2 separate regions of the Homo sapiens genome follow, and region 2 is linked to region 1. A link is a loop called in an ENCODE intact Hi-C map of the cell type or tissue named here. Cell type or tissue: sigmoid colon. All regions are shown on one strand.

Evidence for each region. Hi-C counts contacts between places; a loop is a spot of excess contacts. Peaks named below come from ENCODE experiments on the same cell type or tissue, not always from the same donor. Only the 100,000 strongest peaks of a DNase experiment are listed, where the experiment ranks them.
Region 2: a loop joins it to region 1, with 2.3 times the contacts of the local background. A loop is called at or near these places in 2 of 110 quality-filtered maps.

What each region holds. Positions count from the first base shown.
Region 1 is chr1:107,568,592-107,576,591 of GRCh38, reverse strand. It overlaps VAV3 (vav guanine nucleotide exchange factor 3), which reads left to right. Exons shown (of 27, transcript NM_006113.5): 26 at 2,394-2,545; 27 at 3,220-5,431. The coding sequence ends at 3,261. Among named protein-coding and RNA genes, the nearest start is that of MIR7852, 320 kb to the left of the region's middle. In sigmoid colon, no CTCF peak of the experiment used is centred here; a DNase peak (open chromatin) is centred at 3,741.
Region 2 is chr1:107,685,952-107,693,951 of GRCh38, reverse strand. VAV3 (vav guanine nucleotide exchange factor 3) reads left to right here. Exons shown (of 27, transcript NM_006113.5): 18 at 5,546-5,571. Among named protein-coding and RNA genes, the nearest start is that of MIR7852, 210 kb to the left of the region's middle. In sigmoid colon, no CTCF peak of the experiment used is centred here; a DNase peak (open chromatin) is centred at 4,531; H3K27ac peaks cover 678 bases.

The DNA.
Region 1 (8,000 bases):
TGTTCTTCATTTAGAAATGGTGATAGGAAAGAAGTGGGTGAAAATGGTTGTGTTGAGATATTTTTGCCAATACCTAAATGCTCTTTTGCTTCTCTCTTTTTCTTTCTTTCTCAAAGCCCCCTCTTTGTTCTGTGGCTTTTCTTTTGTAACTCCTCCAGACTACAGCTTTGTTCCCCCTTCTTCCACTCCTTTCTGGTCAGGTACTGCTTTACTACTTTTATTTGTCTCTTCAACTTGCTTCTGCTTGCAAATAAAATATTTGAGTTCCATGTATGGCTTCTCATACGGATACATCTCCTCACAGACAATCCCTCGAGTTCCATTACCACCATGCACTTTACTCTTCTCTGTCATAGTCACCGTTCATCATGACATTTCACTCCTCTGGTGTTTGTGTGTGTGCTCATGCCATGAGACATTCTATAATTTATCTGTTGGGGAGAGTTTGCAGAGGGATGGGGCTGAAAGTATAAAGGGGGATGAAAAATCTATAAAATCATTATTTTTCTTGAAGACCAGAAAGTTTAGTTGAAAAAAGCCAATGTTTATGTATTTTCATGAAGAAAATAAATAGAAATAAAATCCCAACTTTGTTTTCAAATATAAAAGTAAAATTCAGTACACATTACTTGAAAAGATGACTGGCGCCCATGAATTCTGCAGTTCTTCGGTTTGTGCATGGGCATTTTGGTCTTGATTTCTGTCATTACCCAGAGAGTTTAATGGCTATTTACATGACATTTAGGGTATACATTAGATAAAGTCTGTTTTCTGACCGATTTTTAAAAATTAACCTGCACATCCCAATAAAAATCATAGAATTTAAAACTAGAAAAAACTTAGAAGTCATCTAGTACAAACATTTCATTTCATAGATGAGAAAAAATGTGGCCTTGAGGGGTTAGGAGACCTATGCAAGGTCACCACACAGTTGATGATTGGGTTTTTCCATCATAGGGGTGTTTTTATGTGCACCGACTCTAACAGTAGTGCCCCAGTAATGGGACAGTTTTCAGTGAGAAAGCTATTAAAGTGGTTTGTGTCCTGAACAGTAAAACAAAATGACCTATTTTTACTCCCTTTACAGTTCTGAAATCTAGAGTATTGCCATTCATTTATTTCGTGATGGACACCTGGAGTCTAAAAAAATTTCTGTCATTACAAAGCCATGAATAATAGGTCAGAGATCCCTGTGGCCAAGTGGGCAGGCTCTTCCAGGGTAACACAGGTCATAACTTCTGCTGCCTGAGCCCTGGGAACTGTTAAAAATACAGATGGTTGGTGTTTCCCATTTGTCTCTTTTTCTTACACTTAAGTTCCTTTACCATTTAAGATTTATAAAGTTTCACCAACCTCCGATGAGTGATTCTCAGAATCACTGAACATATAATTGAAAACACTTTATAACCCCAAAGAGCAACAGGTAGAGAAGTTAATATAAAGCGTGCCATGAAACACTAGAGACTAACAAACATGAACCACTGGAATGGAGTTTTCTTTTCAGAACAGGGCCAGCAGGGCCAGGGAGAAAGTTAGCTCCTCTCCTGCCATCGAATATTAAACACGCGCGCGTGTGCGCGCGCGCGCGCGCACGCACGCACACACACACACACACACACACACACACAGAGAAACTCAACTCTGAACACAGGATATTTAATACCCTGACATCTTATTTTTGATTAGATACATCAGTAAAGTTTTTCTGTAAGGCAGTATTTGTTTCAAAGAAAGAAAATATAGATGGTATTTGTGTGTTCCTTCTCTGAGACCTGATTCACACCTCTTCACTTAGGTGAATTATATAGAAAACAATAACTAAATTTATCCCCAAATAGTTTTAACATAGAAAGCCTTGTTAGGGAAGAAAGTGCCACTTAACCAGAAGTGATAACATAGATTTGACAAGAGACTGACATCAGAGCAAAATATTTCGTTGTTTTGAGTGTTAGTTAAAGCAGTTACTGGATAAAAACATAAAGCTTTACCTTGGAGGTGCTGGTTAGATTACTGGGCCATCAATAGGAAGTGTATGATGAAATTATTTTAGAATCTATCTCCTTAGATACTTAGATATTAACGAGTTTTTTTAATTTGTTTTTTTGTTTTGTTTTGTTTCATTTTTATAAAAACTAGTCCTTACTTTGATTGAGGTTCTTATGAAGAATGGAAAAACAGGACAATGGTTCTTTAAACTTATGAAGCGAATTTGCTTGCACCTGATTGAATTGAAACAGCAATTCTGCTGCTTTCAAGCTCCTCTGCCATTATCGCTGGTCTGTAATGAAATCACGACTGTGCATTTGATAGCATCAATAACATTCATCTGATTAGGTTGTTATGGTTGTTAACGAACTGCAAACCTACTGTCATTGCTTGTCATTTCTTGACAGTGTTAAGTCCAAAAGTGCTGGGCATTGCCATCGCTCGGTATGACTTCTGTGCAAGAGATATGAGAGAGTTGTCCTTGTTGAAAGGAGATGTGGTGAAGATTTACACAAAGATGAGTGCAAATGGCTGGTGGAGAGGAGAAGTAAATGGCAGGGTAAGTTGGCCCTCTCGATGTGCTGGTGCATGTGAAAGAAGGGGACTGAGCAGTTGTTTGCACCCATTGTGGCACCAGGGAGAAGCCTCTATACTGTATTACAGCTTTCAGCCCACAGGCCTCTGCCCTCTGGAAACTGGTGCTGTGTTTTGCTGATACCAGGGACTCGCTGAAAATATTTGAAATGAATATGATAGTGACATAAATAAAATTCACCTGGGCAAGTGGGACAGCTTGCTGCTTGGAAAAGAGTCGAGGAGCATTTCAGTTCTTTTTAGACCCTGAGCCATAGAGCTAAACTTTATGTGTATTGCAAAATATCTATAAGAACTGCTGATGTAAATTGGAAAGAATGGGACATAGTACCTCTGTCTTTTCATCCTGTTCTACAGCAGAAATAGGAATCATTATGCAGCAGAGCCCCCCTGTATTATACTTAATTTACATATTTATTTGTGTGCTAGTGGATTAGAACACTGTTTATTTTATTCCTCCATTTCGATCATTTACTCTATTAGGCTTCTAAGAGCAGTTAAACCAATCTTCTCACCTACAATGGACATAAAACCCCAGTTTAATTGGGGTGTTATGAAAACAAAATACTCTGTTTGTAGAATCCTTTGAAGTGTCAGATACAAAGTCATGTTGCTGTGTTGGTTGCTTTTCTTTTTTAGGTGGGCTGGTTTCCATCCACATATGTGGAAGAGGATGAATAAATTCAAATCCCGTGTTGCACCCTGCACCAAAAATTTCAGAGAAGGGATAAATAGAAGCCTGCACAGCATCGTGAATTAACTGAAGTGTTTAAAAAGCTGCATTTCTGGCTGTTCAACATCCTCCCTCCTTAGCCCCTCCTAAGTCTTAATGCTGAGATTTCTAAAGATGCTGGTACTGACAGATTAATGGCTTGCCTAGAGCTGTGCAAGAAACAGCCTGCCAGTCTGTCATTGTCAGGGACCAGGGCAAAACCAAGAGCTGTTCTTCCCAGAAGAGCCCTGCAAACACATTGGTTCGTGCTTCCCTTTACTTCTTCTGGTCAGATACCATGAATGCCAGTCATCAGTAAATCTTAATACACTTTTGCTTTATTCTCACATGCCATTCACCAGATTATTTGATGGTACAAAGAAGCAGAAGTGTAATTTTCCTTTTCCCAGCATGACGAAAAATTGGAGTTCTGCCATTTGAGCAGCTTACTGGAAAGATCCAGCCTTACTTGTCTTAAATTGTCCAACAAGGTGACTCATTGCCCGGCAAACACTTTTACCCTCAGATGTTACTCATGATATTATAAAATATGAGGCCAGTGCTCAGGTTTGCATCATAAGTGAGCTATCCCTGAAGGGTTTTAATTACTTATTTGGTGTCCTGATTATATTTGCAAACTTCTTTATAAAAGGTGAAAAAAGCACACAAAAGAGAGGGTGTCTTCATATTAAACCTTCACAACCTTCATGATTTCATAGGATTATTTTGGAAATATAGCACTTGACTTTATGAAAGGATCTGGGCTAGGTATATTAAGGGTAGTTGCCAATAACCTGAAGAAGCTGGCATTGTTTACAGAAACAGATCAAGGGCTATAATTTATGTCATTTTATAGCAGCAGTATCTATTAATACATGCCTTTTCCTCCCATCCACCTCCCCCGCACACACACAAAGATGACCTGGGACATGATTTTTTTATTCCCACATTTTCTTGGAGCACAAACAACTTTGTTGAGGATTTTGGAAGGAAAGCACAACTGGGTCCTTTATTCATTTCTGGGACAGAAAGAGGGTCAGTGGACTTTTGTGGGCCTCCAGCTTCTCTCAGAGTCTCCCCCTCTGCAGCCCATCCTGGGAGTGTATTAACTGGAGGGAAGATGGGTCTTGCAGTACATTTGTTTTGCCCAGCCATCACTCTTTTTTGTGAGGAGCCTAAATACATTCTTCCTGGGGTCCAGAGTCCCCATTCAAGGCAGTCAAGTTAAGACACTAACTTGGCCCTTTCCTGATGGAAATATTTCCTCCATAGCAGAAGTTGTGTTCTGACAAGACTGAGAGAGTTACATGTTGGGAAAAAAAAGAAGCATTAACTTAGTAGAACTGAACCAGGAGCATTAAGTTCTGAAATTTTGAATCATCTCTGAAATGAAGCAGGTGTAGCCTGCCCTCTCATCAATCCGTCTGGGTGCCAGAACTCAAGGTTCAGTGGACACATCCCCCTGTTAGAGACCCTCATGGGCTAGGACTTTTCATCTAGGATAGATTCAAGACCTTTACCTCAGAATTATGTAAACTGTGATTGTGTTTTAGAAAAATTATTATTTGCTAAAACCATTTAAGTCTTTGTATATGTGTAAATGATCACAAAAATGTATTTTATAAAATGTTCTGTACAATAAAGTTACACCTCAAAGTGTACTCTTGGAATGGATTCTTTCCTGTAAAGTCTTATCTGCGACTCTGTCTCGGGAATGTTTTGTCTGTTGCCGTCAGCCGAACTTTGTTATGGAGGGAGCAGCCTCACACAAGCAGAAACACTCCTGTGGATGGTATTGTAGCATGTATTGTTTATTTTAGTCAATAGACCCTCTCCTTATAAATGGTGTTTAGTCTTCCTGTTGCATTTCATGGGCCTGGGGGTTTCCTAGCAGAGGATATTGGAGCCCCTTTTTGTGACATTACCAATTACATCTTTGTCCACGTTTAATACTTTGTTTTGGAAAATTTAAATGCTGCAGATTTGTGTAGAGTTCTAATACCAAAGACAGAAGTAAATGTTTTCCATATACTTTGTCTTGCCTGTATGCAGCCCTCGTGTAATACGGTGAATTAGAGTGGTATTTCACTTTGTATTATTTTGTAAATATGTCAATATAATAAATAGTGACTAAATTGATTTCTAAGAGTTGGAGTCTTTTTATTGAATGATCCCTGTATTAGTCAGGGTTCCCCTGAAAATGGATGGCACTGGATTGTTGGGCCTGTACCAGGCCATCGCCAGCAGTCCAGAGTGAACAGAAGCAGTGTATGTGTGGAGGTCACCACCCCCCCGCCCGCCAGCCCCGTGGACGCTATGCGTCTAGTAGGAGGGCCGCTGCGGTGAGTCTTGAAGCCCAGGGCTGGGCCCGGGCAGAGCCGCCGCAGGTGCAGATGTTGGTGGTAGTAGCACATATTCTAAAGAGAACTTCAAAGGCCGAAGTGGAGAAGGGTTCCATGTGAACAGCAGTTGGACATGGGTCATTCGGTCCTGAGAAATAGGTGAGCGCCATTCTGAATGGACAGGCGATGGCCTCTGTTGCCCTCAGCCAATCGAAAGGGAGTCCGGTTCAGATCCCGAATCCGGAGTGGCGGAGATGGACACTGCCAAGCGTCCAGCACAGTAATGCGAAGGATCCCAGAGAAGCCAATGGAAGCCCCGGGGAGAGTTCTTTTCTCCTTGTGAAGGGCAGGGCGCCCTGGAATTGGGTTCGCCTGGAGAGAGGGGTCCGCGCCTTGGAAAGCGTCGCGCTTCCAGCGGCATCTGGTGAGCTCTGGAGGGCCCTTGAAAGTGCGGGGGAGAGGGTGTAAATCTCGCGCCCGGCTGTACCCATATCCACAGCATTCCTCCCTCTGGAACTAAGACCTCTAGGCCAGCACAACAGAATGTCGCGGGAACAGGAAGCAAAAATTTTGCTAGTGGATCACTTAGGGTGATGGTGAGTGGTGCCACTTCCACTTCCACCCCCTGATTCCTGGACCCTTGAATCCTGGCCATGGGAGAAACAGTACCATACATTGGACACTGATTCAGAGCATACACGGCCTTCTAAAGAATTTTGTCCCATCCCTGCAAAGTATTGTCACCTAGTTGGCATTGTAATTGTGACTTCAAAAGGCCATTCCACCTTTCTATCAATTCAGCTGCTTCAGGATGATGGTGAATTCCATGAGCATGAGCCCACTGCTACACTTCTTTAGCCATAAAGTGAGTGCCTTGGACAGAGGCAATGCTGTGTGGAATAGCATGATTGTGGATAAGGCATTCTGTGAGTCCACGGATGGTAGTCTTGGCAGAAGCATTGCATACAAAATAGGCAAACCCATATCTGGAGTAATTGTCTATTCCAGTGAGGACAAACTTCTGCCTTTTCCATGATGGAAGAGGTCCAATATAATCAACCTGCCACCAGGTAGCTAGCTGCCTGATCACCCCAAGGAATGGTGCCATATCGAGGGCTCAGTGTTGGTCTCTGCTGCTGGCAAATTGGGCACTCAACACTGGCTGTAGCCAGGTCAGCCTTGGTGAGTGGAAGTCCATGTTGCTGAGCCCATGTGTAACCTCCAACCCTGCCACCATGGCCACTTTGTTGATGGGCCCATTGAGCGATGACAGGAGTGACTGGAGAAGGAGGCTGAGTGGTGTCCACAGAATGGGTCATACTAGCCAGTTGATTATTAAAATCCTCCTCTGCTGAGGTCACCCATTGGTGAGCACTCACATGGGATACAAATATCTTCACAGTTTTTGGCCACTCAGGCCCATCCACATACCTCTTCCCCAGATTTCTTTGTCACCAATTTTCCAATCATGCTTCTTCCAGGTCCCTGACCACCCAGCCAAACCATTGGCTACAGCCCACGTATCAGTATATAATCACACAACCAGGTGCACTGATTGAAGTTCTGCCCACTGGAAATATTTCCCTTCAGCACTGTCCTTCAGGGATGTCTTGGAAAGGGGCTGTAGTGCTGCAGCTGTCCACTTTGGGTGATGCCTGCATATCATGAAGAACCATCTGTGAACCAGGCCCTAGTCTTCTCTCCTCTGTCAATTCATCATAGAGAACTCCTTATGCGGCCATTGGTGCAGGCTAGGGAAGAGAAAGCAGGGTGGCAGGAGTAGAGACCATGGGCGTTTGAGCCACTTCCTCATGTAACTTACTTGGCCTTCAAGACCTGCTCGAGCCCGATCACGTATATACCACTTTCATTTGATGATGGAATGCTGCTGTGCATGACCCACTTTATGGCTAGATGGGTCAGAAAGCACCCAGTTCATGATAGGCAATTCAGGTGGCATGGTGACTTGATGACCCATAGTCAAATGTTCAGTTTCCACCAAAGCCCAGTAGCAATCCAAGAGCTGTCTCTCAAAAGGAGAGTAGTTATCTGCAGAAGATGGCAGGGTCTTGCTCCAAAATCCTGGAGGCCTCCACTGTGATTCACCTATGGGGGTCTGCCGAAGGCTCCAAACAGCATCCCTATCTGCCACTGACACCTCAAGCACGATTGGATCTGCTGGGTCATATGGCCCAAGTGGCAGAGCAGCTCGTACAGCAGCCTGGACCTGTTGCAGAGCCTTCTGTTCTGGACCCCACTCAAAACTGGCAGCCTTTCAGGTCACTTGATAATTGGGCAGGACTAATATACCCAAATGAGGAATGTGTTGCCTCCAAAAGCCAAATAGGCCCACTAGGCATTGTGCC
Region 2 (8,000 bases), 120 kb before region 1:
AGACCCATAGCCTGGAAGTAAGCAGTGCCATTTTTCATCAAGTCCATTGGCTGAAACTAGTCACATGGCTTCAACCTAACTGCAAGGGAAGCTGGGCAATGTAATGAAACACATGGACTATTTGGTGTCTGTCTCTACCCCTGTTAGATTATATGCTCCTTTGCTGTTCGGAATATGTTTCTCATCTTTTGTGTCCACCCCTTAGTACCAAGTTCAGAGGAGTGGCACTTAATATCATGTTGTTGTTGCTTTTTCCCATAATAGGACTATTTCAACCAGAATATAATTTTTAATGATGTTATAGGATGTGGCTAAATATTATTAAGCATTTGAAGTATCTCTTAACACTTCTTTTTGTTCAAGTTAGCCCTTTTTGGATGTTGTCTTCCTTGGGTTGGAAAACCTTCTATATTTCATGCTCTATATCCCTTATATTAATCTAGTCTTCATTCACCCTGGAAATGATAATTACTTGACAAAAATGCAGTGCATTTCTGAATGAAGCACCTCATTTGTATTAATATGTGATTATGACAGATTATTAACTCAAGTGCATTTGAAGTATGAAAAAAAGATGTGTTAAGTTTATTTTGTTAATAAGACAAACTATGCAACTTGGAAACAAATTTGAATGTTGGATGATTAGTTTATGTCTTAACATTTGAGGATGTGCATGGATATAAAGGGCAGGCAGTTCCACTCTCCTTTTCCCTGAACTTGAGTTGACTTCTTCACATTCACTATGGCAACCTCAATGATCAACACATACAGGAGCTCTGAAGTGCATGCCAAAACTTTCCAACGTTAATAATGAATAGGTATGAACTCCACTATGCAAGCTTCTCTGAACGAGTCACTGCAAAGCTAATGTAATTTTAGGGTGTCGTTTCCTTCTCACAGTACACCACCGCGAAGGTCTAATCCCAGACAGCAATCTTTATGGACATTTGCTTTTCCCCCCACTACACTACATGACTAAGCCCCTTTGGTCTCCACTTCTTACTCTGACATTGACCAGTATAGCTTGCTTTGCATCCTCTCAGTTTAAACAAAGTAACATTGGAAGGGAAATACTGTTGGAGCAAACGACTTTGGTATAATGCATCTTTTCCTTTAGTGAGAATGCAAGCCTCAGCTGCCCTAATATTTAACTGAAGCAGATCCCCATTTGCTTATCTGTTTAATTGCACTTTTATCTAGGCCAGCTGCTGCTCCTGCTGCTGCTATAGCCACTCCTAATTGGAAGGACGTTGCTGTGGTATCCTAGTGGTTTAAAACTGAGAGACTGCTACCTAGAACCTGCACCCACATTGGTATCTGAACCGGGCTCCTTTATAAATCATATTTTACATTTTAACATAAAAGATAAGCTTTCAGGATACAATTTTATTTCAGCCTTCTACTGCTAGGCATTTTATCACAGTACTTTTACGTGAGCTGAAGATTGACCATTGATTTCATAACCAAAAATGACTTTAGTTCTGCATAATATTACTTAAAACTCATAAAGACAATTTTATACTTGAGTAGTTATTATTCCTTCCATCTATTTGGGTCAGTTTAATGGTACATTAATAATTATTAATGTGAATTGGAATCTATTATATGGTTGTATTCCTATTAGAGCCCCTGAAAAGACTTGAAATCAAAGCCTCTTTCTAAGTATTATTTATAGTTTATGGTTTGCTTTATTTTCTTTTTAAAACATTGCTGTATATCTGAGTAGTGAACATAGCATTTGTGAAAGTGAACTTTCTCCAAAATTTGATCAGTCCAAGCATTTTTTAGTTGTAATGTCTCACAGAAATAGCACTTTAGTCACGATGATAGGGTACCTTCAAAAACTGTACTGGTAATTACTTTTCTGTGGCCCCTGTTGAGATAGGCAGTCTTACTGGACATTGATGTGTTTAGTCTGAATAGAACTTCAGATAAGAGACAAAGCAAATTGTGCAATAATGTATGAATTGAGAGCCACTTGTATTGAAAAACAAAATAGGACAGAATTTTATATTTAAACAAGTAAAAATTATTTAAATTTTCACTTGAAATTTAAAGCTTCCATGAAAATTGTTTCTCTTGCACCAATAATGCACATTGAACTCTGTGCTGGCATTAAAGATGGAGTTCTGCAAAGGCTCCAAGCACCTCAGCAACACCACTTCTCAGAATTATATTAAGCCAGTTGGGACATGATGAAAGAATGCAAGGTATAAACCCCTTGAGGGCCCATGAGTCACCATCTAGAAAGGTTCTTGAAAGGGGAAGAATGTTTTATAGTTTGATCAATAGGAATCTGAGAAGTAGGCTGCAGGGTAAATATAAGTTGAGGATTAAAAACTTTTGGAAACTTGAAGAATTGAATTACAATCCTAAGAAAGTTCCCAGGAGAAAAAGAGAGATACAGAAAGAGAGACTTTTTCATCCCATCTCAACCAGCAGCCAACCTTTCTTCTAGGTCAGAGTACAGCCAAAATAGATTTGATGATAATCAGCCCTAATTATCTCAGCTCTATTGCAGAACTAAGGCATGAACAGAGTTTTCTAGAGATCCAAGTGCCCACCATAGTAGTTTCAGGTGGATACCAAAAGGAAGTAAAAATGGGGTTGCAGGCTTCAAAACTTAGAGCAACTTTTCCATAGAATACTCCATACAAAAAGGTTTCTTATTCCATTTTTTCAGCCAGAATGAAACTTTACTTTGAAAAATATATGTATTTTCAGTGTTGCAGTTGGGTTTTCCTTTCTCTCCTTACCATTATTTTAGTGTCAGTGAACAGGCTATTGCATTAGTGTGGGTATGACAGTTTAGATTGTGTTTATAAAGGAGGCAGTCTGTTTAATGGTATAGTCACTGTCACAAGCACAAAAGCATAAATACAGGAGCCTGGCTAAGAATTTCTGAACTCAGCAGATTCTAAGAGTTACTGATACTCCTTTGGGTTTTGCCTTATTCTTAGAAAATTTACAGAATCCTACCATGAAACATGATTAAATAAAAACAGACTTCTAGGAGCTGCTATTTATGTGGCACACTCAGCATGATCAGATCAGAGTGCAAACAGCTCTATGCCGTATCCATGAATGCAGCAGGCCTCTCCTTGGCAGAGGGTGAATGTGGTGGCCATGAGGACAGGAAGGGATAGCAAGGAGAAAGGCAAAGGGGAAGCCCTACTAAAGGACTCATGCCCTTGGAGTTGCATCCAGCACAAAGCCCCTTTTCAATTTTTCCTATCTGGGTTACACAGAGAAGGCTTTGTGTAGAGCATTTCTTAAAGCACCCAATCAGAAATGTGAGGAAAGTTGCTTCTCTTGATGAGACACCAGAGGAAGGAAGCAGGAGACAATGACAAGGGAGGAAATAAAGGAGGGATAGCTAAGTAAGGTAGACAGCTAAGTCTAGTTTGTTCCCAGTGTTGTACCAGTCTCATCAGTGCCGTGTCTGGGTCTCACAGCCTCTGGTGTTCTATGATGGATCCTCTCTTCTGCCAAGAGCTGGCCACCTGGCAGCCAAACCCTGCACAAGATATGAAGAGCCTGTAAATGCAGGACTTCTGTTCCTGGATCTGCTCCTCTGATGAAGAGGTGCAAGTGTCTCCGTAGCTACTTGACCACCGTAAATACCATTGTTTCCTCTTCCTGGGGGTCACCCAGAGAACCCTCATGGAACATGGTGTGACAACTACTGACACATGGGGTTATCATAGGTTTTATGCCATGAATAATACATTTAAAGTATGTTGTAAAAGACTTACTTTGCAAGGACCTAAAAACACTTCTATGGGAAGAATCAGAAAAAAATAATTATTTTTGAATTGAAATTCAGGTGCACACTCATTTATGAACACTGAACCCAAAAGAGCTGAGGTTTCCCCAATTTTGGAGCTCGTGTAGAAAGCTTTCCTCAATCTCCTTGGATGGAAAACTTAAACTGCTCCCACTGTTTAGCACTTCCTGCAGTTTATGACTCTCAGTTCAGGCTCTAACTCACCAGTAGGGGAATAGGGATATTCTGGTGTATATGGGTCTTTCTGGGCAAACCAGTGAAGCAAGTCTCACAGCTGTTCTGTCAAGAACCCAAATTCCCCTAACCTGGGTTCTAAGACTGGGCCAGCCAAATGGCACTTTTATAGAACCTCTTCCCAAACCAGCGCTCTTGGGCGATCTTTCTTCTGAAACGTTATGTGTTTCCAATAGGGAGGAAAAGAAGAAATGAAGTAACTTTTTGTCCAGGAATACTCCTTTGTAAAGGTTGATTTCAGGGCTAGCAAAGATGCCTTCATAGAAGGCAGTTATTTGTGAAAGCCAAGGTGATGGGGTTTGAAATTGACAAAGGGATGAGGACTTAGCTTTTCTTCTGAAGGTGACTTTCTGCCCATGGATCTTCCATTTCCATTAATCAGAAGTATTCGTTAAAAAAAGAAAAAAAAGAAAAAAAAAAGCTAGAGAGAAAAGAAAAAACAAACCAACCTCCTGTTCCATGCCCCAGGCAATCTTCTTGTGTAAAGCAATCTGTGGCAGCTAGTCAGGTGGCCTGGCAGGAGTTTTCCCCTTCAACTCTGGCTGGGAGCTTCTTAGAATCTCTTAAAGAAACATCCTGCAGAGCTCCCACTTAGGCCTGCTCTTTCTGTCCTGATGTCTCTCTGTGGCATCTTTTCAGATGCTTCTTTAGAGGATCATTTTGGATGGGGAAGGTATAGGCCTGGGCTTATGATGATGAGGGATTTCCTGTCTGTCTGGAGAAGTTAGAACATGTATAAGTGCTCCTGGGTATGGGGAAAGGAGGCAAAGATGCTGCCCACCAGTTTTCCAAGTGCCGTGTGCGCCCTTATCCCCAGAACGATCCTTTGCTCTTCTACTATAGTACGCATTTGAAGATCTCAGGGCCCTTATAACCATTAGGCATTTGCAGGGCCTGAAATGTAATGAAGGAATTGTTCTTCCTATTTCTGGAGGTAAACTAAATATGAAAAGAAAATTAGCATTAAAATCAATCCTGACTCAGTTTTTTTTTAAGTTCCATCTTTAACTCAAACTGTATTTCTGCCAAAATTAAAAATAAAAGTTATAGCCACTTAACAAAAAACAATTCACACGAAATGTTGTACTATGTATAATTTGCTATTGTTACAAATCGTCAATGCAGTACCTTTGTTAGCTTAGTGTTTTTAGATTCTTAAAACGAGGCATGTTGAAAGAAAGGTTGCATTTAGCTTTCTCTTATGCCTATAAATTTAGTGTAAGCCCCTGTTTTAAGGAGCTTTATGTGGTAGGACTGACATTGCTTAATAAACAATGGAAAAAGTTAAGCATAACCTAGAAGTCATTTAAAACTGTGAGTCACTTTCCTGACAAGCCAATAGGGTAAGAGAACCAAGGTTGCAAAATAATTACTAGCCCAGCCTGAGGGACCGTGGAAATATATTACAGGTATCAGTTAAGAAAACAAAGCAGTGGTGTTTTACCACTCTGCAGAGAAAGCTAAGGTTGCTAACCAAACAAAATAACTTTACACTGACAATGCCAATTTTTACATTTCTTTCAGAACAAGGGACACTCAAACTACCAGAGGTAAGATTAACATTTTAAATATTTTTTATAACCTTTGCATTTCAAGTTGTTTGCTAACTTAACCAGGCTTGGGCTTTTACACTGTTAAATGTGCCTTTTAAAATAAATAGAAATAAACAGAAACAGAGGGAACAACCAAGTGATTGTGAACAAAATGCAAAAGTTAAATCCAAGGAATGTTCACTGTCACTGTCCGAAGGTCTTAGGTAGAGAAAAAATGTGAATATTTAATCAAAGACTGTGTATGAAATGGGACTGTAAGTACAGAGGGAAGGGTGGCCCTTATCGCCAGAAGTTGGTAGATGCGTCCCCGTCATGAAATGTTGTGTCACTGCCCGACATTTGCCGAATTACTGAAATTCCGTAGAATTAGTGCAAATTCTAACGTTGTTCATCTAAGATTATGGTTCCATGTTTCTAGTACTTTTCCATTAGAGCAGAAAGATGATGATTATCACATCCTATTGATCAAATGAAGATCTAGTAACATTTCCTTTTGGTTTAACATAGAGTCTCCTAATGGCTTAGAAGTATGTAATCCATGTTACCTCTCAGAATAAAGTTACTTTAAAAATCCAAAAAAAAGTTATTTAAAAAAATACAGAAGATGATGGGATATGTAGGAAGTAAACAGCAAGTTGCCCATCATTAAATACTTTCCTGTTGAAAATACTGTCAATGGTGTTGTTTGATGTTGTTTATATAGAGTTCCCCAAAATTATAAAATTTCAGACAGAAAAGATTTTAATGGTTCCCAGACAATCATTGCCTTGACCTTCAACCAAAAATAACAGATTTCTTACCTGACTGCCCCTCCCCACAAATGGCCATAGCAAAACATTTTTAGAAATCATAGAAAAATAAAATACAAACTATGTGTGATTAGTTATATGAACCAAAAGTACAGTAATCTGAAAATTTCAAAGTAACGATGAAAATTATGATTTGTAAATTAATATCTAACAATTAAAACCTCTCTTTAAAAGTGATATTAGTATGTTTTTAATCCAACATCTAGTAAAAATAAGAAAAAGTACAGCAAAATATAAGAGGTGCTTGTCTCTACTTTTTGCATAAGTACATAATTTGAACATATAGGATATCAAGAGTGTGATATAAAGAGGCTCATATGCACCTAATCAGTGCATCTGTTGATTATATTTTAAAACCTAAAGTCTAGACCAAAGAATGCATAACAAGGTGATTTTTTTAATAGGCCATATGAGTTTCTTTAGAGCTAAAATAAATTAACCAAAGAGTTCCTTTAGTGTTTCATTGACAGGTAAGATTTTTCACTAGGGCTATCAGGATTCTTCCAGCAGTGCCAAGGATCTTGCAAAGCAGCCTTCTTTCACTTTCTCATTGCTATTATTATATTATTGAGAAAGAAACCTTGTAGAGTTCTGAACTTTACCTCAGTGTTACTTAACACTTATCCTTTTAGATATATATATTATTTTTTCCAAGGAAGATGGTTTCATTTTAATTAAGTAATGTGAAGTGGGTGTGCTTACAGAAAGAAAATATGCCAATAAGAAGTGGGTAATAATTTTCATGTGATACTAAATAATTCTCACAGGCACTTTTATACTTTTTAAATTACATGTAAGCCTATGATACAAGGAATTAATTTTCACATTGATTTTTAAAAATATATAACATCAGTTTTTTAGTGACTTGTTTCACTCTTCAATATAAGTATAATTTTTATTTACTGTGTGACTGTACTAAAAATCTCTGTTTTGTGTGGATGGAGGATTATAGTAAGCTCTGAGGCTAGTCAATCCATTTGGAAACTTGAGTTTGTTTTAAGGGAGAAATACAGCAAACTAATATTAAGAAGCAGCTCTCACCCTATACCAGGTGTGTTCACTCTCCAAGGCAGATGATTGTATGCTGCTCAGGAATCTTCTCATAAGTAAATAGTGAAACACTTTTGTAATTTGTAAGCTCTGTGATTTTTATTTTTTCTCCTCTCTTGAAGACCTTCTTTCTCTCCATGTACCAGTTTATAGGCCTCCTCTGCTTCCCTTTCAATAGTTATGATTGTGAATTTTTTTTAAATTTTGCACTTTATTTGCGAGGTAGGTCAGTTTTCACTAGCCACAGAATCCGTGGGGCGTCCATAACCATACCTGGGCTGTACATCTCACATCCCATTCTGGAGTGGACCTTCGGAAAGTTCCTCTGGCTCCAAGAAGCAAGTTTATCATTGCATACATATTTAGCTACTTTAAATCCCTTTTTTTTTAGAGGGAAAGAAAGATAAGGCAATGGTAATGAGGCAAGAAATAACTGCCAAGTGCTTATAGAATTGAGTTTGGTTCCTGCCCCCCCTCCCCCCCCACCCCCCCAACCAGCCCACCATTGTTAGGTAGATCAAAGGAGACTGAGAAGGTCCTGGAGACTGATTCTCATGGTGGTGTGAA